Linked DNA regions of Homo sapiens: region 2 is linked to region 1. A link is a loop called in an ENCODE intact Hi-C map of the cell type or tissue named here. Cell type or tissue: Caco-2. All regions are shown on one strand.

Region 1 (5,000 bases):
GTGGGATGCGGGTGGATTCTTAGTTTTCTTCACTCTGAAGAGGGACTGTTGCATGAGTTCTCCTGAGGCTAAGACCAGGGGCTCATAGAACCCAGGGCTGAAAGGGCTTCTGGCGTTGGCACTGTTGATTTTGGCATCGTCGACTTCATACTCCCACATTGCAGATAAAGAAACAGACGTCTCGAGGGGCTGCGTGGCTTGCCCGGGAGCTTGTGGGTGGAGCCCTGAGGATCTCCTTAGTCCACACAGACCGCAACCCTCCTTCACCACAGCCCAGTGCACGGGGACATCTCCAGATAATCTCTGACCCTACAAGGATGTTCAAGTCTCTAGAAAATACAACCCTGAAGGGCCTTGGAGACCAGCACTCTGACTGTGGAGATCCCAGGCGACATGGGAGCCCACTGCTCTCAGGCCGAGTCATGACAGTTCCGTGGCCCAAGGGAGCATGGAAGTGGGCAGAGCAGAAGCGGGGAGGGGCACAGGGCACAGGGCACAGGGCACAGGAGCAGCCTCGGTGACTGATTCTCTCAGTGGAACTTGTGGCATCAGCTGCCAGCCCTGCCTGGTGGATCTCAGCTTAACTCTGCTCCTGTAAGGAAACAGCCTTTGTGCAGGAAGTGGGTAAGAACAGGCTCTGTGGCTTCACTCGTGGAAGAAGAGCAGCTATGGAGCCAGCCAGGGAACCCTCCTCCAATGGGAGTGGCTGAGCCAGGGAACCCTCCTCCAATGGGAGTGGCTGAACCAGGGAACCCTCCTCCAGTGGGAGTGGCTGAGCCAGGGAGCCGTCCTCCAATGGGAGTGGCTGAGCCAGGGAACCCTCCTCCAATGGGAGTGGCTGAGCCAGGGAACCCTCCTCCAGTGGGAGTGGCTGAGCCAGGGAGCCGTCCTCCAATGGGAGTGGCTGAGCCAGGGAACCCTCCTTCAATGGGAGTGGCTGAGCCAGGGAACCCTCCTCCAGTGGGAGTGGCTGAGCCAGGGAGCCGTCCTCCAATGGGAGTGGCTGAGCCAGGGAACCCTCCTTCAATGGGAGTGGGCTGAGCCAGCTTTGGGCAGTTCTGGGAAAAACTGCTCGCGGCAGTACTACCCCAGCACGCCCCAACACACAGCTTCATCCTCAATCCTCCGAGGCACCCCAGCCTCCAGGCACTGCATGTGTCCCAGTCACATTCACCCCTCACCGTACCCCCTCCACACGCTCTCCAGAAAGAATCTAAAGCTCACACATGCACACCCGCTGCTGTCTGAAGTTCTGCGTGCAGCTCCATGCCAGGCCCAGCCGGGCAGACGGGACCCAAGGCACACAGGCATCAAGCAGGACTGGGGAGCGTCCAGGGGCTGGGGGGCCAAGCAGACGGAGCATCCGGAGGCTGGGGAGTGTCCGCGGGCTGGGGGAGCAGCAGGGGGCTTGGAGCTGGCAGTTGCACCCACATCTCCCCCTCCCACGTTCGCTCCTGGGTTTTGGGATCCCCATCAGGGAAGTCAGCAAAGGAGAAATTCTGATTTGAGTGCTCGGGAGTGAGGCCTCAGCGCGGCCTGTCGGCTTTTTCTCAGCCCCCAGGTGAGGCCCATGTGCGCAAGGGTTTAATGCATTAACTGTCTGGGGCACCTGCCTCTTAACTAGGCTCCAAGATGGAAGCAATGATGGTCTTGTGGAAGGATCTCTAGGTAGCTGGGGTGCAAGGAGCAGCATGCAGACGCAGGGTCCCTTCCTCCCTGGGCACGAGGCCACCTGCCCACACTGTGCCTCCCTTTCCAACTCCCAAATGTAGCTTCAGGCTCCCCTGACAACGGTGCTAGAGCACTTTGAAACTGTACAGAGGCACACACCTGAGGCATTATTTAGACCTAAGAAGAGGTGTCCATTACTTAAAATGAAGACGAAGTGACTCAACAAAGGCAGGCAATGGTCTAAAGAGAGAAAATCAGCTCAAAGGCACACAGCAACATAGTTCAGGCTGCACGTTCACATCCGAGCTGATCGCCTGCCTTAGGATGTCTACTTCGACAGAGCTGGCTGTGTGATCTTTCCAGCGTCCCCAGAAACTGCAGGGTCCTCATCTCTCAGAGCCTGCAGCCTTCATGCATGTGAGCCGGGTCTCCACGGGGCTCCACGGGGCTCCACGGGGCTCCACGGGGCTTGGTGTGCAGGCGGACAGGCATGAGGGCAGGAATCCCAGTCACCAAAGTGTCTCCTGCACCCTGCTTCACAGAGTGGCCCAGGCCGGGAAGAAGCCAGGCTGCACCCACAGTCATGGGGCCTGTGGCAGCTTGGGGGTGGCCCCGTGCCCGCTGCACAGCACTACTGAGAAACGCTGCACAGTGGGCACCCAGCGTAGCTGGCTCCACATGCCAGCCATGGTCCCCCGAGGCCCTGTGTGTCTTGGCAGCTGCCTCCCAGCGGGCCTGCCCTCAGCGCTGGTGCCATGAGGATGTGGCTGCAGGAGTCCAGAGAGCCCTGCAGCCACCCCAAAGCTCCTGGGCTTTGGCACGGAGAGGACAGCATTGCCTCAATCCACCTGCAGCCAGGCCACAATCAGGGTGCTGTGCAGAGTGTGGCTGGATTTCCTGGGCTATCCAGAGCCTGAGCCCTCCAGGAAGCTGGAGACTCACATCCCCAGGGCCCGGGGATGGGGAGGACCATGGAGTTAGGGAAAGGGGGCTAAGGTGCAGAATCCCTCCCAAATTCAAAAGGCCCTGGATGCAATCACAAGAGAACTGGAGTGCAGAAGTTCCACCGGCCAAAACAGGGAAAATCCAGAAAGAAGTGGAGACTGGATGGCTGGATGGAAAGAGATTGCGTGGAATTACTATAAGGAAGAAAAATCAAAGGGGAGAAGGACATGAAAGATTAGAGGCCAACCCCAGAGACTAGAAACAGAGGCAGCACCTGGAGATGCCAGGCAGGCGGGCTCCATAACTGCAGAGCCCAGCGGGTACAAATCTGGGAAAGGAAAGAGGGGATGAGGGGGGCGCAGAAACTGCTGACGGGACCAGGGGAGGATGAACGAAGGAGGCTGCCTGGCTTCCGGGCCTCCCGACCTGGGACTGCGGGGATTTCCCAAACCGGCCAAGCCCGAGCCGAAGGCAGAGTGAGGAGGCCATCTAGCGGCAGGGGCCGGAAGGAGGGGCAGGGGCAGTGCCCAGGAGGGAGCCTGGGGGCTGGGGCAGAAGAGGAGGCAGCTTCTGTCCTCAGCAGGGATGCTGGGCAAGGGGTGGAGGTGGGGGAGGGTGGGGGAGGGAAAGCTGGAGGAAGGAGCGAGGGAGGGATGCGCGTGACCCCAAGGAAGAGAGGCAGAGCCCAGGTAGATGAATAACGGAGCCCCAGCATGTCCGGATGTCTGGCCTTGTCAGGGAGGCTGGTGTTTGGAGCCTCTGCTGGTGCGGGGAGGGGGCCAAATGGTCTGGGGGGGGGGGGGAAGGCAAAGAGATAGAGCCACCTGGCCTCTGGAGGGGAAGGCAGTGCTGGGCCGTGGGGAGCAGGTGGGATGGAAGGACAGGGAGTGAAGGGCGGGAGGGCAGAGCAGCAGCTTCTCTGGGGGGCTCAGTCAGCAGCCTGGTCTATAACTGGGATTGCTTTCTGCGCCGAGCTCCCCTCAACCCATGCAGGGGGCAGGCCCTCTGAACTTAGGCGTGGGGGCAGGCTTTCTGGCCCATCATTATTTCACTCTGGAGGATCGGCCAGTCTACAAGGGGGGCGGCCCCTGAGGTGCTCTCCAGGGTGTCTAGGGCTGTCTGGAGATGGAGGGGAGGGAGGGGGCCTCACGCCATCCCTTAGGGCAGGGAGGTTTCAGGAAATGCCCTGAGTCACCCAAGCTCAATGCCAAGCCACGTCTTCTCCCTGCGCTCTGCTAAGAGGGAGCTGACCGCACCTGGGGGCACCCCACGTCCAGCTGTGCCCACAAGGAACTCTGTGCAGCTCAGGCTTTTGCTTCCAAAAGCACACCCCACCCACCCTGCCCCTTGCAGAGGTGAGCTGTGTGCACATGCCACCTCCCGGCAGGGCTGCACACCCAATCTCTCAGGCCCCAGGGTGGCAACCCGTGTGGGGGGCCTTCTGCCTGCATTTGGAAGGGAGTAAGTAGCGGGGAAAGACAGGGGGAGGAGGAGGGACTGGGGCAAGAGGAGATGCCAAGGGTGGAAGGCAGGGCAGTCAAAAGTTTGCAAATGTCCCACTGGGCCAGGTCGCTGGTCCAGCCCAGGCACCACCCAGTGATGTGACATCCACATGCTGTGCAGGTAGACACATCAAACAGGCCGGCCTCCTCTGGAGAGAACACGGGTCCTGTTTTGTGTCTGTTTTTACTGGGAACGGGACAGGCAGCGCAGACACACCGCCTGGAGAATCCCTGGGCTCAGCTGAGCTCCAGCTCCGCTCAGTGGAGGCTGCCGGGGCCTGGTCAAGTGGACGCTGCTCCCCCACGGTGCTCTCCTCCAGGGATCACGATTCGTCACAAACCATGGAAAGGAACAAGAAAGAGAGGCGGGAAGGGGAGCCCGGGTCAACCTCCCCAAAGGCACCCAGGCCACCGAGTCTTGTTAACGCTCAGCCTCTCATGCCCAAGACAGATGTGTCCTAAGATGCTCCTCTCCTTCTCTCCCCCACCACACACACAAAAAGTTGATCTGCAAAGGGAACTTCTGGAAACTTCCATCGTTTGAGGGCTGAGCTTCACAGGGGTCCTCTCCCCCTCCACTCCAAGGGCCCGGGGTCAAGGGAGAGTGTTTAACTTCACAGGGCCACATTTGCAGCATCTGATGACTCCTCAGGGTCAGGATTTCCCCTCCACGTAAATAACCCTCACTCTCTAATCCTATGCTAGAGGAATCATTGCACATGAGTGGGATGGCGATTGAGAAGGGGAAGGGCATGATCTGTTTTTTTTTTTTTAAAAAAAAAAAGAAAAGCAGGGTTGAGAGGGAGCTTCAAATTTTATTTTCCTGGTTTACTTAGGACTTTTGAGTTTTTTTCCTTTTTCTGCAAAAAGTGAGGTGATTAT
Region 2 (5,000 bases), 340 kb before region 1:
AGGGTGAGGCAGCCAGCTGATCCCCTCGGTAGGCTCGCTGATAGCATCTAGAGGGCTTGCTTTTCCAATGTTAATAAGCGGTTGCTACAGGTAATCAGCAGTCACCTGATGATATTCAAGGCTTATTTCAAAGCCACATGCAGGGTTGTTGTTGTTTGGGGTTGTTCAAAATCATTCAAACAGCCCAAATCGTACTAATCCCATTCTTATCTGGTGATCAAATAGAAGCCGACTCGGTGATTGGAAAAGCAACTGGACACAGTCAGCTTGGAGAGGGGTGCTCCTGCACGCTGGGGGCCTGGAAAGATGAGGGGATCTAGGGAGGCCGGGCCGAGGCCTGGCTCCGCCTCACCTGACACTCAGCCTTAGACAATGACACAGGTATTTTATGCCCCATCCTGACATTTGCTCCCCCTACACTAACACACAGAAATGATCGTGAGGAACATTCCCCCCAACACGTCAAGGCCACTGTCCTTGCCAGTCCAGGGCTCCAATACCCCAACGTATAGTCCATTAAAGCCTCCCCAGGGCAGAAACAATTAATGATCTAATGATTAATGATGGCATTGCACATAGGAAACGCTGAACACATTGTGTGTTTGAAAGAATAGGTGAACAGATAAACAAAGGTGCAAACGAATTCCTACTGTCTGGGGCCCGAGGCGAGAAGACAGAAGGCTGCAGGCCAGGATGGAGGCTGCGTCTGGGTCGGGACTAGGCTCTCACTCCTGGCATTTCTGCCCACACTCTCCTGTCTCCTGACAATCTCAGAAACACAGACATGAATATAGAGACCTCCATGGACCAGCAACGACAACATGGGCTGGCCCTGGAGGGGTCCCCCTGTGTCATCAGGGATACCCACTGGGGACTCTGCCTGCGAGGCCAGGCATCTCCAGGTGGCATTGTGTTCTTGTTGGAGACGCACATCTAGAGAGGGAAGCAGTGGCTGCACCCAGTCAGCACTGTGGCCACCAGAATAATGCAGAGATATGTAGACACGTGTGACACCTACTATTGCTGTGGATTTTGCAAAAAAAAAAAATGTATTTTTCTTCTATAGAAAATCCCATCTTCCCTTGTCGTGGATAACTCAGGGTTCCTGAAGCGGGAAATGCCTCAAGAGAACATGCTCTTGGATCACGCTGTTTCTGCCTCTAATCTTGTCCTCAGGTACTGCAGACAGATAGAAACAAAGTGGTTTTGCCCAAGAACCCATGCTTGGTGACCTGACCTAGAGCCCAGCTCCCTCGTCTCTGCCGGGTGGGGCAGGAGTTGAGTGCCTCATGAGGCTCTTCTGCCATTTTGCGAGATCTCCCATCTCCTGTCACACACAATGAGCCCCTCCAACCATAATACACTTCCAAAGAGGCAGGCCACCTTCACCTCCCCCCCTCGGCACCTCCACCCTTGCACAAGCCATTTGCCTGTCATCTCAGTAAACTCTGCTGCCCTGGCCTCCACCAGTCCCTCATTCCAAATGCCAGAGCCCTGGGTCGCCAGCTTGCTCAGGAATTTCTCAGGTGATGCAGAGAACAGTGAGTCCTGGAAGTCAACCAGCTGAGAACTTGCTGCTCACCGTCTCCTCCTGAGACAGAGGAAGGGGTAGCTGTACTTGGAGGTTGCCCCACAAGCCGTCCCCACGGGCATTTGCTCACCTGAGTACACAGGTGCTCTTCCCAAGGGCCCCACCACAGCCTCCAGACCTCCCCCAGGACACCCTGTGGCATCCGGCTCTCCAGAGGCTGCCTCCTTGCACAGCGATGCCTTTGACTGTGCCCGGTGGTCTCCCTCCATCCCGCTCTCCCCTTCCGTCTTTGCTCACACTCCTGCCCGGCTTGCAGCAGAGCCCGGTTCCTCAGGTAACATCTTCCTTTCTGTGCTCTTCTCCTGCCCCAGCCGCACCTGCCTGGCTTTCCCCTTCTGCGTGCTGGTAGCATCCAGGTCCCACACGGGATGCCAGCAGTGCTCGCCGGGCGGCTGGAGGTGCCAGGGTGGTCATTCATTGCCACGTAATCATTGCTCACCTATCTAAGGGAACACGCACTCCCCTGCTCCTCTTGGCATTGTCCCCACTCCTCCCTAGCGCCCACCTCTGTATCACTATGGGCCAGTGAACCAGTGGCACCGAGATGTGGCCAGGGGCTCATCTCTGGAGTGGGAGGTGGGTTGCAGGCCACGTTATGCCTTAGCCTCTGGGCTAAGGCCCTGCAAATCCTCCGAGGAAATGAAAATATCCCGTGGGGCCGGAAGGGGGAGCTCATTAGGCCGTGATCTGCCAGTAAGTGACCAAATGAATTCGTCAGCCCAGCCCTGGCAGAGGCAAGATCCCTGAGGCATAGGCGGGGGAGGGGAGTGGAATCAGGACAACTCCAGGTGGAGGGGGCCTGGGAAGAAGGAGTGAGTTGGCAGCAGAGCTGGGCAGTGGGGGGCAGCGAGAGAGCATTGGATCCCCAGCCAGGAGCCCACCTGGGAGGAGAGAGGAGACAGAGGCGAGCCGTGCACCCCAGGGTGGCCACAACCAGCCTGGAGCTTGGGAGCAAATTGCTTTGCAGTGAGCCCAAATTAAAGCATCCATTATAGTTTCTGCTCTCAAGAAATCAGTTGATTTCCCCTCTGTTTAATCAATCAGAGACATCCACAAATGGCAATCTACGGGCCTCTCTGTGTCTAGCTCCTGTCTGGCTCTCTGCCCGGCACTCATCTGCATCCTAATCCAAGCAATTCACCCTCCTCCTCACGGCCCAGCTCAGATCTCAGGACCATTGTTCATCTCTCAGCCATTCTCAGGCCACAGGCAACAGCAGACTCAGATGTTTCTCGTCCCCACACCTCCATTTAACCAGCTTCGGCATGGCTGCCCCTGGAAGGTGAAGGCCATGGAGACATAGAAGGAAGGAGTGTGGAAACAACCTCTCTCTGTCTCCACAGCACACACATATCACAGCCAGGGGCCTGGGAACACGCCCAGGTCAGTCCCACGTAATCCAGCCCTGCAACTACACACATGCATTGTGTCTGCACCTGACCGTGTCCACACCTGTACTATGTTCAACCTGCATGGTGCCAAAACCTACACTGTGTCTACACCTGCCCTGTGTCCAGAATGCACTGCATTCACACCACACTGTGGCCACCCTGTACGGTCTATACTTGCATTGTGTTGACACCTGTACTGGGTCTACACCTGCGCCATGTCTACATCTGCACTGTGTCCACACCTGGACTATGTCTATACCCACACCTGTGAGGTTCTCACTTGTCCTACGCCTACACCTGCACCGTGTCCACACCTGTGACATCCCCACTTGTTCTACGTCTACACCCGCACCACGTCCACACCTGTGACGTCCCCACTTGTTCTATGTCTACACCCGCATTGTGTCCACACCTGTGACGTCCCCACTTGTTCTACGTCTACACCCGCACCACGTCCACACCTGTGACGTCCCCACTTGTTCTACGTCTACACCCGCACCACGTCCACACCTGTGACGTCCCCACTTGTTCTACGTCTACACCCGCACCACGTCCACACCTGTGACGTCCCCACTTGTTCTATGTCTACACCCGCACCACTTTTTTTTTTTTTTTTTTTTTTTTTTTTTTTTTTTTTTTTTCTACGTCTACACCCGCACCACGTCCACACCTGTGACGTCCCCACTTGTTCTACGTCTACACCCGCACCACGTCCACACCTGTGACGTCCCCACTTGTTCTACGTCTACACCCGCACCACGTCCACACCTGTGACGTCCCCACTTGTTCTACGTCTACACCCGCACCACGTCCACACCTGTGACGTCCCCACTTGTTCTACGTCTACACCCGCACCACGTCCACACCTGTGACGTCCCCACTTGTTCTACGTCTACACCCGCACCACGTCCACACCTGTGACGTCCCCACTTGTTCTACGTCTACACCCGCACCACGTCCACACCTGTGACGTCCCCACTTGTTCTACGTCTACACCCGCACCACGTCCACACCTGTGACGTCCCCACTTGTTCTACGTCTACACCCGCACCACGTCCACACCTGTGACGTCCCCACTTGTTCTACGTCTACACCCGCATTGTGTCCACACCTGTGACGTCCCCACTTGTTCTACGTCTACACCCGCACCACGTCCACACCTGTGACGTCCCCACTTGTTCTACGTCTACACCCGCATTGTGTCCACACCTGTGACGTCCCCACTTGTTCTACGTCTACACCCGCACCACGTCCACACCTGTGACGTCCCCACTTGTTCTACGTCTACACCCGCACCACGTCCACACCTGTGACGTCCCCACTTGTTCTACGTCTACACCCGCACCACGTCCACACCTGTGACGTCCCCACTTGTTCTACGTCTACACCCGCACCACGTCCACACCTGTGACGTCCCCACTTGTTCTACGTCTACACCCGCACCACGTCCACACCTGTGACGTCCCCACTTGTTCTACGTCTACACCCGCACCACGTCCACACCTGTGACGTCCCCACTTGTTCTACGTCTACACCCGCACCACGTCCACACCTGTGACGTCCCCACTTGTTCTACGTCTACACCCGCACCACGTCCACACCTGTGACGTCCCCACTTGTTCTACGTCTACACCCGCACCACGTCCACACCTGTGACGTCCCCACTTGTTCTACGTCTACACCCGCACCACGTCCACACCTGTGACGTCCCCACTTGTTCTACGTCTACACCCGCACCACGTCCACACCTGTGACGTCCCCACTTGTTCTACGTCTACACCCGCACCACGTCCACACCTGTGACGTCCCCACTTGTTCTACGTCTACACCCGCACCACGTCCACACCTGTGACGTCCCCACTTGTTCTACGTCTACACCCGCACCACGTCCACACCTGTGACGTCCCCACTTGTTCTACGTCTACACCCGCACCACGTCCACACCTGTGACGTCCCCACTTGTTCTACGTCTACACCCGCACCACGTCCACACCTGTGACGTCCCCACTTGTTCTACG

The links. Peaks named below come from ENCODE experiments on the same cell type or tissue, not always from the same donor. Only the 100,000 strongest peaks of a DNase experiment are listed, where the experiment ranks them.
Region 2: it touches region 1 in a loop (5-fold over the local background); 14 of 110 quality-filtered maps call a loop at or near these places.

The regions. Positions count from the first base shown.
Region 1 is chr7:155,813,534-155,818,533 of GRCh38, reverse strand. No RefSeq gene overlaps it. Among named protein-coding and RNA genes, the nearest start is that of SHH, 3.6 kb to the right of the region's middle. RefSeq lists enhancers at 2,328-2,829, 3,128-3,771. In Caco-2, a CTCF peak has its summit at 3,112; a DNase peak (open chromatin) is centred at 3,083.
Region 2 is chr7:156,154,280-156,159,279 of GRCh38, reverse strand. It overlaps LOC105375602 (a long non-coding RNA gene), which reads right to left. Exons shown (of 3, transcript XR_928249.4): 3 at 1,113-1,179. Among named protein-coding and RNA genes, the nearest start is that of SHH, 340 kb to the right of the region's middle. In Caco-2, no CTCF peak of the experiment used is centred here; a DNase peak (open chromatin) is centred at 2,279.